Regions from separate parts of the Homo sapiens genome. Here region 2 is linked to region 1. A link is a loop called in an ENCODE intact Hi-C map of the cell type or tissue named here. Cell type or tissue: heart right ventricle. All regions are shown on one strand. Links, peaks and the distances in the headings refer to the core of each region. The heading gives the core; the rest is flanking DNA.

Evidence for each region. Peaks named below come from ENCODE experiments on the same cell type or tissue, not always from the same donor. Only the 100,000 strongest peaks of a DNase experiment are listed, where the experiment ranks them.
Region 2: a loop joins it to region 1, with 2.6 times the contacts of the local background. A loop is called at or near these places in 9 of 110 quality-filtered maps.

The regions. Positions count from the first base shown.
Region 1 is chr15:58,436,449-58,441,824 of GRCh38, reverse strand. All of the region lies in intron 1 of LIPC (lipase C, hepatic type), which reads right to left. It overlaps LIPC-AS1 (LIPC antisense RNA 1), which reads left to right. Exons shown (of 3, transcript NR_120338.1): 3 at 4,913-5,376. Among named protein-coding and RNA genes, the nearest start is that of LIPC, 7.1 kb to the right of the region's middle. RefSeq lists a silencer at 2,570-2,810. In heart right ventricle, for the core only: a CTCF peak has its summit at 2,703; DNase peaks (open chromatin) are centred at 1,454 and 2,744; H3K27ac peaks cover 3,099 bases.
Region 2 is chr15:58,549,920-58,555,295 of GRCh38, reverse strand. All of the region lies in intron 6 of LIPC (lipase C, hepatic type), which reads right to left. Among named protein-coding and RNA genes, the nearest start is that of LIPC-AS1, 54 kb to the right of the region's middle. In heart right ventricle, for the core only: no CTCF peak of the experiment used is centred there; a DNase peak (open chromatin) is centred at 2,875; H3K4me3 peaks cover 426 bases; H3K27ac peaks cover 635 bases.

The DNA.
Region 1 (5,376 bases), core at 70-5,069:
TTGTGTTGCTGTATCAAAGCCAGCTCAGCCCTGTTTTCATCTTCCCATCTGCTAGATCATTTATTGATTATATTAAATAATAATTAGTGATAACTATTAAATTATTATGATGCCGAATCATTGAATTGGACTCCTTTTTGACAGAATCCAATCCAGAATTCCCCTTGCTTTCCACCCCTTCCTTAGACTCAACCAGCACAAGCCCAAGTCTGGAGTGAGCTCTCCCTTGCTGCAGTAAACCACAGAAACTGACTTGCAATTGATGTCAGCTGTGTTCCCCATGGTCCGCGGATGGTGAATGTTTACGTCTCTAAAATGGGAATAAGAATTCCTACCCAATATTCTTTACAGGGCTACTGTAAGAATCAAGTCATATAATGCAGGTGGGAATGAATTTTTAAAGTTGAAATTGCTGTTAAGTCTATAAGTGAGTATGACGTGGAATTTCCAAATGGTTCTCTTTTCAGATGTAGAATAAGATATTTTTAAGATGGAAGATTCATATTAAGCTCCTGTTATGTGCTCCTGCTTCAGTTTCATGGGTGTTAATCTTTCCCATGATTTAGTGTTAAGCATAGCAATTCATAAGAAAACTTCAAAGAGACTTGCTCCAAGCCTTGAGGCTTGTCTTGGAGGAAAAGCTGAGTGTTTGCGGGTGTAGGGCCAGGTGAGCTTGCAAAACTGGTCCCTGCTGGGCCCCACCCCTGCCCTTGCCTGCTGGGAACCTTGTTCTCTATCAGGGAGTGGCCAGGGTTTTAGCCAGGCTGAGATAAGTCTATCAATCCATCTGGGAAAGGCAGCCTTTTAAAAACAACCCCCCTCATCAGTGGTCTGCCCTGCCTCCAGGATGAGGACAAAACTTCTGAGGATGGCCCTTCCTGTCCTTCCCTCTGGCCACTTCTTTTTATGTACCCCATCCAGGGCCACCCCAAAATCTCAAGAATTCCCAACTTCACTCTCCCTTTTCCAGCCTCTGAGTCAAGCAAGGCTGGTTCATGTTTTTTTTCCCTCTGCTTACAATGTCCTTCCACTTCTTGAAGGAAACTTCAAGATTCAACTCAGATATCACCTCCTCTGTAAAGGCTTCTCAGCTAACCTGCGCTGCCTCAGGGCTCTTGTAACATTTTGCATGTAGTGTTATTTACAAACTAATTGCATTGTGTTGAAATTATGCGCCTCTCCCAATCTCCAACCTCCCTGCCCCCACACACACCCCATAAGGGGCTAGAGACCCTGGCACAGTGGGAAGTCCTTGGTGAGTGGATGTACGCTTTTTCATTTTTGTACCCTCAGGGATATACTTTCCTACTGACCATGGGGCCTGGTACACAGCGGACAGTTTAATAAATGCTGTCACAGCTGCTGTTGATCTTGTTATGTTTCAGTATAAAGCAGTTTGTTTTCTTACCACTTTAGTTTCTCTTGGGACAAGGAAGCTGGAACATTTGTCACTGGAAAGTTTTTGGCAGTCACGGAAAGGTCAGTCCTAGTCAACGGATAACCCATAGGCTCTGCCCTGCTTTGATAATGCCTCACTCATAGGAAAAGAATTTTCCTGATCATATTTTCAGGCCTGCCAAGGAGCCGCTCAGGGTGGATGGTTAATTAGCTTTTGCAATGATTATTTTTCTACCAATTACAAGTAATGCTCAGCTTGGGAATTTTTGTTCATTTCAAGGACTGCTTTCTTTTTAGCATGTAGATATTTTATTTTGGACAAATACATTTTCACAAATATCTTGGGGTTTTAAATACTTTTGGGGTTGTAGCTACTGGGGAAGAAGTCAGTATCCAGGAGCAGTGGATGTTGATTCTCACCCCTTCAACCCTAGAAAGTTAGAAGTGAAGTGAGGTTTGCCCTGTAGCCTCGTGTTGTTTCTGTAGGAAGCACCCTAGCCTGGAAGTCAGTAACCTAGTTTCAAGTCTTGGTTCTTTTGTTTTTTCTCTAGTGGTTCTCTGTGGTCCCCACACCAGCAGCATCATTTGGGAACTGCTGAGAAACGTAAATATCCAAGTCTACCCCAGGCTCACTGAATCAGCAACTCTGTAGTTAGGGCCCCAGAATCTTATTTTAATAAGCCCTGGCCGGGGGCGGTGGCTCACGCCTGTAATCCCAGCACTTTGGGAGGCTGAGGCGGGCAGATCACGAAGTCAAGAGTTCGAGACCAGCCTGGCCAACATGGTGAAACCCCATCTCTACTAAAAGTACAAAAAATAGCTGGGCGTGGTGTTGTGTGTCTGTAATCGCGGCTACTCAGGAGGCTGAGGCAGGAGAACTGCTTGAACCCGGGAGGCAGAGGTTGCTGCGAGCCAAGACTGTGCCACTGCACTCCAGCCTGGGCGACAGAGCAAGACTCCGTCTCAGGAAAAACAAACAAACAAAAAAAGCAGCCTTTTAGGTGCTTCATTACCCACTACAGTTCCAGGATCACTGATCTAGTCAAACTCCTTTATTTTATCATTTCGTAGTAAATTTATTTTCTGATTATTTAAATCATGAAAGTCAATATACCATATACATACTATAACATTACATAAAGAGGGGAAGAGACAAAAGTTCAGATACAAACTCAACGGACGTATAAACATTTTCATGCATCTTCTTCCAGCATTTTTTCTCAAACACATGTATTTTCACACAGTTGTAATCACAGGACACACACAATGAGGCCTGCTCTTCATGTTGGGACATAAACACTACTCAGCGTCGCCACCTACACATCTTCCTGAGAACTATTTTTAAGGGCCACTGCCAGTCCACTGGAGAGCCGTGCCAGAACTGACTTCACCAGGCCCTGAATATGAACCTGCACAAGTGGAGGTGAAAACGCTGTAGACAAAGAGGCCTCCGCTTGCATTCCATGCATTTCCTTCTCTTCTCTTCACTTTTTCCCCATGCCTCCCCACCCCTAGCCAAGCCCCACTGGGGAAAAAATGAAATGAGGAATGCTTCTGGAAATAGACCCCTAAGTGGGAAGGAAAGGGAAGTTAGCCAACAGCCTCATCTTCCAGTCACCCAGAAACTCCATTCTCCTGAGCCAGAAACCCTCTCCTGGAACTCCGAAGCAGCTGAGATGTCACTGCGCTACTTTGTGACCATGTTTAGGAATTGCACCTTCTGTGGGGCAGCCGGGTGGGCGCCCTGACTCCTCCAGGGCTGGAGTGACTGGATTTGGTCTTCTCGCCCCAAGTAGGTACCTGAATGTAAGACCCGACTGCCTTTCTTACCGCGGCTCCTCCACCCGCTGCTGGACAGACTAGGCTCGGCCCCCTTGTTCTAGTTATCACCTTGGGACTGAAGTCCAGCCTGCTGGGCAGGGATCTGGAGGGTCCTATTGGCCCCTAGTCAGCCCTTTTCCCTGGTGGGTTGGACCCCATTTCCCAGCTGAGAGCGCCCCACTCGAAACTGGTCACTGTCCTGGGGGCCAGCGCACAGTACCTTCCTGGCTGTGAGAATCGCTGTGACCTCTGTTCTACGTGGAGCCCGTGGCTGTCAGGGACACCCAGGCTGAGGCCTGGGTGGTTGCATTCCCCTCATGATGAAATGGGGACTGTTCTGCCCTGTCTCGGGGCCCAGCCTCTTTCTGCCTCTCTCCCTGCTGTGCCAACTGTGATGACCCAGCATGCCCGCAGCACTGTGGCAGCTGATGTGGAGAGGAGGGCAGGGAGAGGGCCATCGTGGGTAGCCAGGTACCAGATTCTCTTGGCTTTTGGCTGCGCACTCATTTGGCGATTCATGTTTTCGGGTCAGCTTACAGACCCCATGCCTTCAACCGTCAGCCCTGCAGTTTCTCTCTCCAGCTCAGAATGAAAGAATATGGGTTCCAGTCCTGGGTCTCTGTGAGAGGCAAGCAGAGTGGAGGACAGGCTGCTGTCCCCCGTCTCTCCAGGGTGGACCTTTCAGCAGGACCACAGACCTGCTCAGCTGTAGGGCTAGGAAGGATGGCCATGGATGGGAGGGTCTCTTGCATGGGAAAGATAGAATTTCCCTGGAATGCTGGGGGCTGGCCCTCTGCTGATTCCAGAATAGTACGCACTCTTGGAAGAATGAGTTTCATCTCCGGACTCTATCTCAAATATTAGTCATGGGTGACATTCCATGTAACTGTGGAGGCCTCTCAGAAATCTGACAGACCCTGCTGGGGTAGTGATTTTGAGTGTGGCTGAACCTGCAAAGTTGGGTGCTGGTGGCAGGTCGGAAGGACAGTGGAAAATCCCTTTCCCGGGGGTCGTCTTGGGATGACCAATCTAACTGTAGCTGATCAGGGCCTTTTTATTTTATTTTTCTTGTACATTTAAGTACTTAAATCCTCCAAACCTTAAAACCCTTTATATATCTTTAAATATACTTAGAATCTCTAGCAATATACAGCATGTGTCTACAGTGTTTTCATAATTATGATTCAACATGTAGATTATTTAGTCCTGTTTTTTTTTCCCTACATTATTGCATATACAATTTTCTTATACTTGTTTTACAAAGCTGCAAGACCAGTTGTTACTGAGCTTTTTCAGAGGTCACAGGTCCCTTTGATAATTTGCTGAAAGTTATGACACCTGCTCCCCACTCAAAATGCACACACACACAGCCTTGGGCACCATCTCAGGAGGCTCAACGACTCTTGGAAACCCATCCTCTGTGCTAAGATCCCTGGTGTTAAACTGTGAGTGCTTAGGGGCCAGCAATAGGCTTTTGTTTCTGAACTTCATCATTATTGCCCCCAAAAGTTTCTGTGACTTCTAGTAGTAGGTATTCAAAACCATGCCTGTTCGAAGTTGGACTTAGCAGTAGCTGGAGTCCCCAACTTCAGTGGTTTGCACTTGGGCATTCACATTGTTTCCAGTTTGTTGCAGTTTAACAAGTGTTGCTATCAACACCGTTCTATGGGATATTTTTTCTTTTTCTTCCTAGATGGTCTTTTTTGAAAGGTATTTGGGCTTGAAAAGCACATGTACTTTATCAGCTGTGTACCTCTGCTATTGTACAAGGAAAGCCTCATTCTCTTCTGTCCGGATACCATCCTTCAACACCCTACTCAAATGCCGCCTCCTCCAAGAAGCCTTCTTCCCTCCACTTGGAAGTAAAATCTGCTTCTCTACTCATTCCTCTCTCATGGTCCTCATCTCATGCCATGTTCTGTTCTAGCTGATAACATTTACATATGTGACTCAGTGGTATACCTCATGTATTTGACACACAGAACGGATCATTTTAATGACCCTCTGCTCTATAAGACAAAAGTATTTTCAGTCATATTTATGTAAAAATCAGCAATCATCACTACTTTCTCGATTTCTTCTTTAGTTATAAAGCAGTGAACAATTTTTAAAAAGACAAATACATTTTAACTTTAAGATATTCAAATGCAGTAAAAA
Region 2 (5,376 bases), core at 199-5,198, 110 kb before region 1:
AAACGTCTGGCCCCTGAGCCGGGGAAAATGTTTCATGCCCTTGTCTTGGCGATACACTTTTTCTTCCCTTTTTCTTAAATTGTGAGTAGGAGGAGATTGATTTCTGCATTTGAGATGCTATGGTTCCACGATTTTAGGAGAAAGTGCTTGTGTAAAACCCAGGAGTCAGCTTTAGAGGATGCAAAGGCCCCTTTAGCTTGCACATCCTATGAATGAGAATTGCCTATTTCTACAACATGTGTCCCTAGAGTAGCATCTCTGCAGGAGGATGGAACGTGCCAAGGTGTGTGGGCTGTGAAGAGCCAAGCCAGCATGCTTTCTGAGGCTCACCAGGGAACGGGCTGGGGACGGAACCTGCGCTGATGGCTGAGGCACCCTTGAGTTTGCAGGAGCACTCCTGAGAAACTCCATGTCTGCACGGAGAATCTTGCATGACTGCCCTTTTTTGGAGAAATCTTTAAATGAAATTAACTTTAAATATAAATGAGTCTTTCAGGCTGAGAACTGGTTCCTGCTGAGAACTAGTTCCTCCTCCTCCTCCTTCTTCTTCTTCCTCCTCCTCTTTTGTAGAGATGAGGTCTGTATGTTGCTCAGGCTGGTCTCAAAATCCTGGGCTCACACAATCCTCCTGCATTGGCCTCCCAAAGTGTTAGGATTACAGGTGTGAGCCGCCACACCCAGTCCTAATTATTTACTCTTATTTGGATTTTTGTAAGTGTTTTTCTTTAAAAAAAAAAAAAAGGAAGAAAAGAAAAGACAATTTGCCTATCATTCTACCCTGCCACCCCCAGCACAATGATGCTATTACAAAGATTAAGGAAAAAAGTGTGAGTGATTTTGCCCACTTTACCTTATGACATGTTTAATAAGGACGTTAAAAAATGATTTGGGGAAAACGCTTTTAATCCTGTGACTGCAAAGAGACCAGTACAACATACTCCCAAGTTCTGGCAGGAGAAATTATTTCAGGTCTTAAAGATGAAAGGCATGAAATAGTCCATTGACCTCGAATGTGATCAGGGAAACTCCATTTACAGCAGAAATCTGAGGCCTCCGGAGAGTCTCCTCACTAGGAAAAATCCTGGATTGTAACCCTGTGTGGACCCTGCTGGTGCCATTTAAAAAAGAAAAAACTTACATTTTCTTTTCACAAGATCAGGTTATTGAATTTATGAAAAGAGAATATATTTCTTTCTATTTTTTGCCTCCCAGAAACAATGATTCTGAATCATTAGATGTTGGCTCTGGGAGATATTATGACTCTCTTTGCAAACATCAAAGAGGGCTTTTTTTTTTTCCCCCTCCGTGTATGGATTTCTCTCATGGAGATGGTAGGAATGAGACCTCTTGTGTTTTCTCCAAGCCCAGAGGGCTTGTTCCTAGACCCGAAATGCCTCTAACTCAGAGGGAAGCTGAAGATCATAGGATTGAGGGGCCCAGGATGGTGTTGTCCAGGGTGTTGCTGCCCAAAGAAGGCAGCCAGTGCCGGCAAGGCTGAATGAAAGTGAATTAACTCAGAGCAGGCGCGAGTGAAGAAGAAAAAGGGAAAGTGATTTTGTTAGCCTTTGTATGTAACACCTGTATGTGTCGGTATTTTCGTGGCCACATTTTGGTTTAACAGTACAGTCCCATTTAAGTGATGCCCTGATGTCACGAGACTGGATGCTTGCCCCTTTCTTTTTAAAATTAAATTGAATTTTTTTGAAACAGGGTCTCACTCTGTCACCCAGGCTAGAGTGCAGTGGCACCATCATGTCTCACTGCAGCCTTGACCTTCTAGGCTCAAGCAACCCTCCTGCAGTCTCCCAAGTAGCTGGGACTACAGACATGCACCACTCTACCTGGCTAATTTTTAATTCTTTTGTAGAGATGGCGTCTTGCTTTGTTGCCCGAGCTGGTTTGGAACGCCTGGGCTCAAGAGATCCTCCCACCTTGGCCTCCCAGAGTGTTGGGACTTCAGGTGTGAGCCACCGTGCCTGGCCAATGCCTGCCCCTTCTGTGGGGGTCTGTTGCTGCCTGCGAGCGGTGGAGATGGGGGAGTGTGTGTGTGCGGCCAGGACTGTTGTGCTGACTGGCGTCCTGTTGCCAGCTCTTTGTGCTGTGGGTGGAATAAGGGCCCTCAACGGATAGACAGAGCCCAGGGTTTGAGTCCTCTCTGATGCCTGCTTCCTTGTGATCTGGAGACCACATAGCCTTTCTGGGGCTCGATTTCCTCATCTGTGAATGCAGGTTAGGAACTTTCTTGTAGTGTCGCTGTAAAAATGTGATAAGATGGCGATGAAAAAATGCCTGCCTTCCAGAAGGTGTTAATCGGGTGTCATCTACTTCCTTCCTCCACACTGAACTGACCGGGGCAGGTTTTGAGACCCACCTGCAGGTCCCGTGCTAGTGGTTCATCCCCATGTCTATTCACACCTCTTCCTTGGTGCCCACATAGGTTTTGTCATTAGGTCAAGGTCACATAAGTGGTTGGCAGCAAGGCCAAGATTCTTGACACTCCTTATCCCAACCCCAAGCCTGTGCTGTCTACGACACCCCCTGCTTCTTCTGGAACTCTCCCTGAAGTCAGTGGAAACCTTCCAAAGAAGTAGCTGAGAGAAGCCAAAAACAGACCGACTGCCCGAGTCACAGCTTGGCTCGTCATCTCGCCGACCAGCAAGGAAGGGTGCTCTCATGGCTGCGGCGAGCAGCAGAAGCAAGTGCCCCTCACCCCCGACCCAGGGAGCCTGGAGTGCAGGGCCGTGGGTGAGGGGGCGGGGGAGGGGGAAGGGCAGCACGGGGAAGACAGGAGAAGAGTGGAGGAGATATGGAAGAGGGAGTGTGGAAGGAGGGCAGAGAGGAGGAGGCGGGACATGCAGCTGGAATGCCGCAGGAGGGAGAGGCACTCAGTCGAGGGCCTTGGTCCTACGCCGAGGCCAAGTGCAGTAAAAGGAGCAAAGGCTGGGATTCAATGCGATGCTTCCTGCTCACAAATTGTGTGACTTTGCCCTGACCGTGTCTCTGTGTGTGCGTGTGTCTCTCCCTGTCTGGGGGTTGCTGTGAGGATCAAATGGGAAATGAGCTAACGTGTACAACACATCCAGCCCAGTGCCCGGGCAGAGTGCCCCCCGAGGGCCCCTTCCCTCCTCTCCACCCGGTTACCTCATCTGACTGCTCTGAGGATGAAATGAGAGGAGGCACTGGCGAAACAGGATTTACTCCGTACAGATCCGTTTCCCTCCCCCTCCCTTAAAAACAGGCTCCCAAACTGGTAAAGGTTCCTTGTGAGAGAGTGAGAATGGAAGTGGGCGATAAATTGCCTCGTTTCACTCGGCGACTGTTTCCCAATTCTCTCTTGCTACTGCTGTACTCTCGCAGTGTTTACCCGAGTTCTGGTGTACAGTTGTAGAAAATAGATCCTTTGATGGTTTTGTCGAAATATCTTGGGAGCCAGAGGAATTCAGGCCAAGTTAGTCATCCTTTGTGAAACTACAATCAGGAGGCGATGTTTATCTTGCCCAACCAGACCCTGCACTAAAATACATTGTACAATTAGATGTTTTTGAAAAATGGGGATTGTGGTTTCTCTGTAGGCCGGGGTTGGGCAAGTCTGCTCTTTTAAGAGTGTAATATGTATTCATCAAAATGCTGGAGGTGGCTGGTGGAATAGGCTTTGGGGGCCCAAGTCAGTTATGATCACGGTTGTGATGGGCAGGGAGTGGTGTAGCTGTGGTGGCCTAGATTAAAATCTTCATCCCAGCATCACCAGTAGAACTCTCCGCGGCGATGGAAATGTTTTATTTCTGTGTTCTCTGATGCAGCAGCCACGTATTTGAGCACTTGAAAGGTGGCTTGTGTAACTGACAAACTGAATTTTTGGTTCCATTTAATTTAAAGTAACTTAGATTTGGATTTAAATAGCCACATATGGTTTGTGGCTACCACATTGGATAACATAACATTATATAGATAGCAGTATCCCATGAGCAGCTGCTTCAAACAGGCGAGTCTCGCATGAGTGCACTTTCCAGCCATGCCCAGGGTGGCTTGATGTGACCACAGAGACGTTACTTTCCACTAGCAAGTGAAACTGGGTTGAGCGGGTGAGGACTTTGCTCACTGGAGGGGCTGCAGGAGAACTGGGGAGAATTTGTGGGGGAGCAGAAAAGGAGAGGGTATGGGCTGGGCACAGTAGCTCACACCTGTAATTCCAGCACTTTGGGAGGCAGAGGCGGGTGGATCACTTGAGGTCAGGAGTTCGAGACCAGCCTGGCCAACGTGGCGAAACCCCGTCTCTACTAAAAATACAAAAATTAGCTGGGCGTGGTGGTGCACGCTGGTAATCCCAGCTACTTAGGAGGCTGAGGCAGGAGAATCACTTGAACCCTGCAGGTGGAGGTTGCAGTGAGCCAAGATCACGCCACTGCACTCCAGCCTGGGCGACAGAGTGAGACTTGGTCTCAAAAAAAAAAAAAAAAAAAAAAAAAAAAAGTAAGAAAGAAAAGGAGAGGGTGTGGTACAAGCCACAGCTCGGCACTGGAACCTCCCTCCAGCCTGGGGCTTTCGGTTCCTGACCAGTTTCAGTCAGTCCTGCCCTTAACCTCCTCCTCACTAGATGTCCCAGGAGCAAGATAAGTAGTCGGTAATAAAGAGACACAAATGTGGTCTCCAAGGAACTCATCGTGGGTTAGTCTCCACCGAGCCCCCTGAGGGTAGGACTGTGTTTGAAGAATATACGGATGGATGAGTACGTTGGTTTTGGTAGCTGGTGGGTGAGATAATGATGCCCTAATGCAATTCTTTGGTCTTCCTTAATAACAAAGGGATCCTTGTGAGTTCACATCAGCAGTGTATGGTGGTCGGGCAGTGGGGCCGTTGGCAAATGGGAGAAGCTCAGCCTGGTTCATGCCTACTGCTCTTGTTTCCCCTTCTTCCTTCTCTTGATGCTTCCCTTCCCAATCTCCAAGTCCCCAGTAGATGTCCTAGGGCTGGGCCAAATCAGATGAAGTGCCCAGTTTAGCCCTGGAAGATGAAAAATGACCTCTTTTCTTCCCAGGTGATTTCAAGGAGAAAGCAATTCCCCCACCCTTCTCTTCCATACCCCTCTTATCCCCATAAACAGACCAGCGGCAGGTTTAGGAGTTTTTAAAAATCACTCTGCTCACTCTTTGGAGGCCCCAGGTCTAAATGCCAGGTCTGCCAAGAGCTTTTTGTCTCTGGACAAATAATTTTCCCTGCCTAGGCCTTGGTTTCCCCATCTGAAAAACGGCAGGGTTGAACTGCTCCTCATGATGCGAACATTCCATGATTAAAATAGATCCAGTGAAATGTGATTATCTAAGAGGCTTAATCACTCCAGGCGGCATTGCCATTTAAAAGAGGAGCTGGTTCACCCAA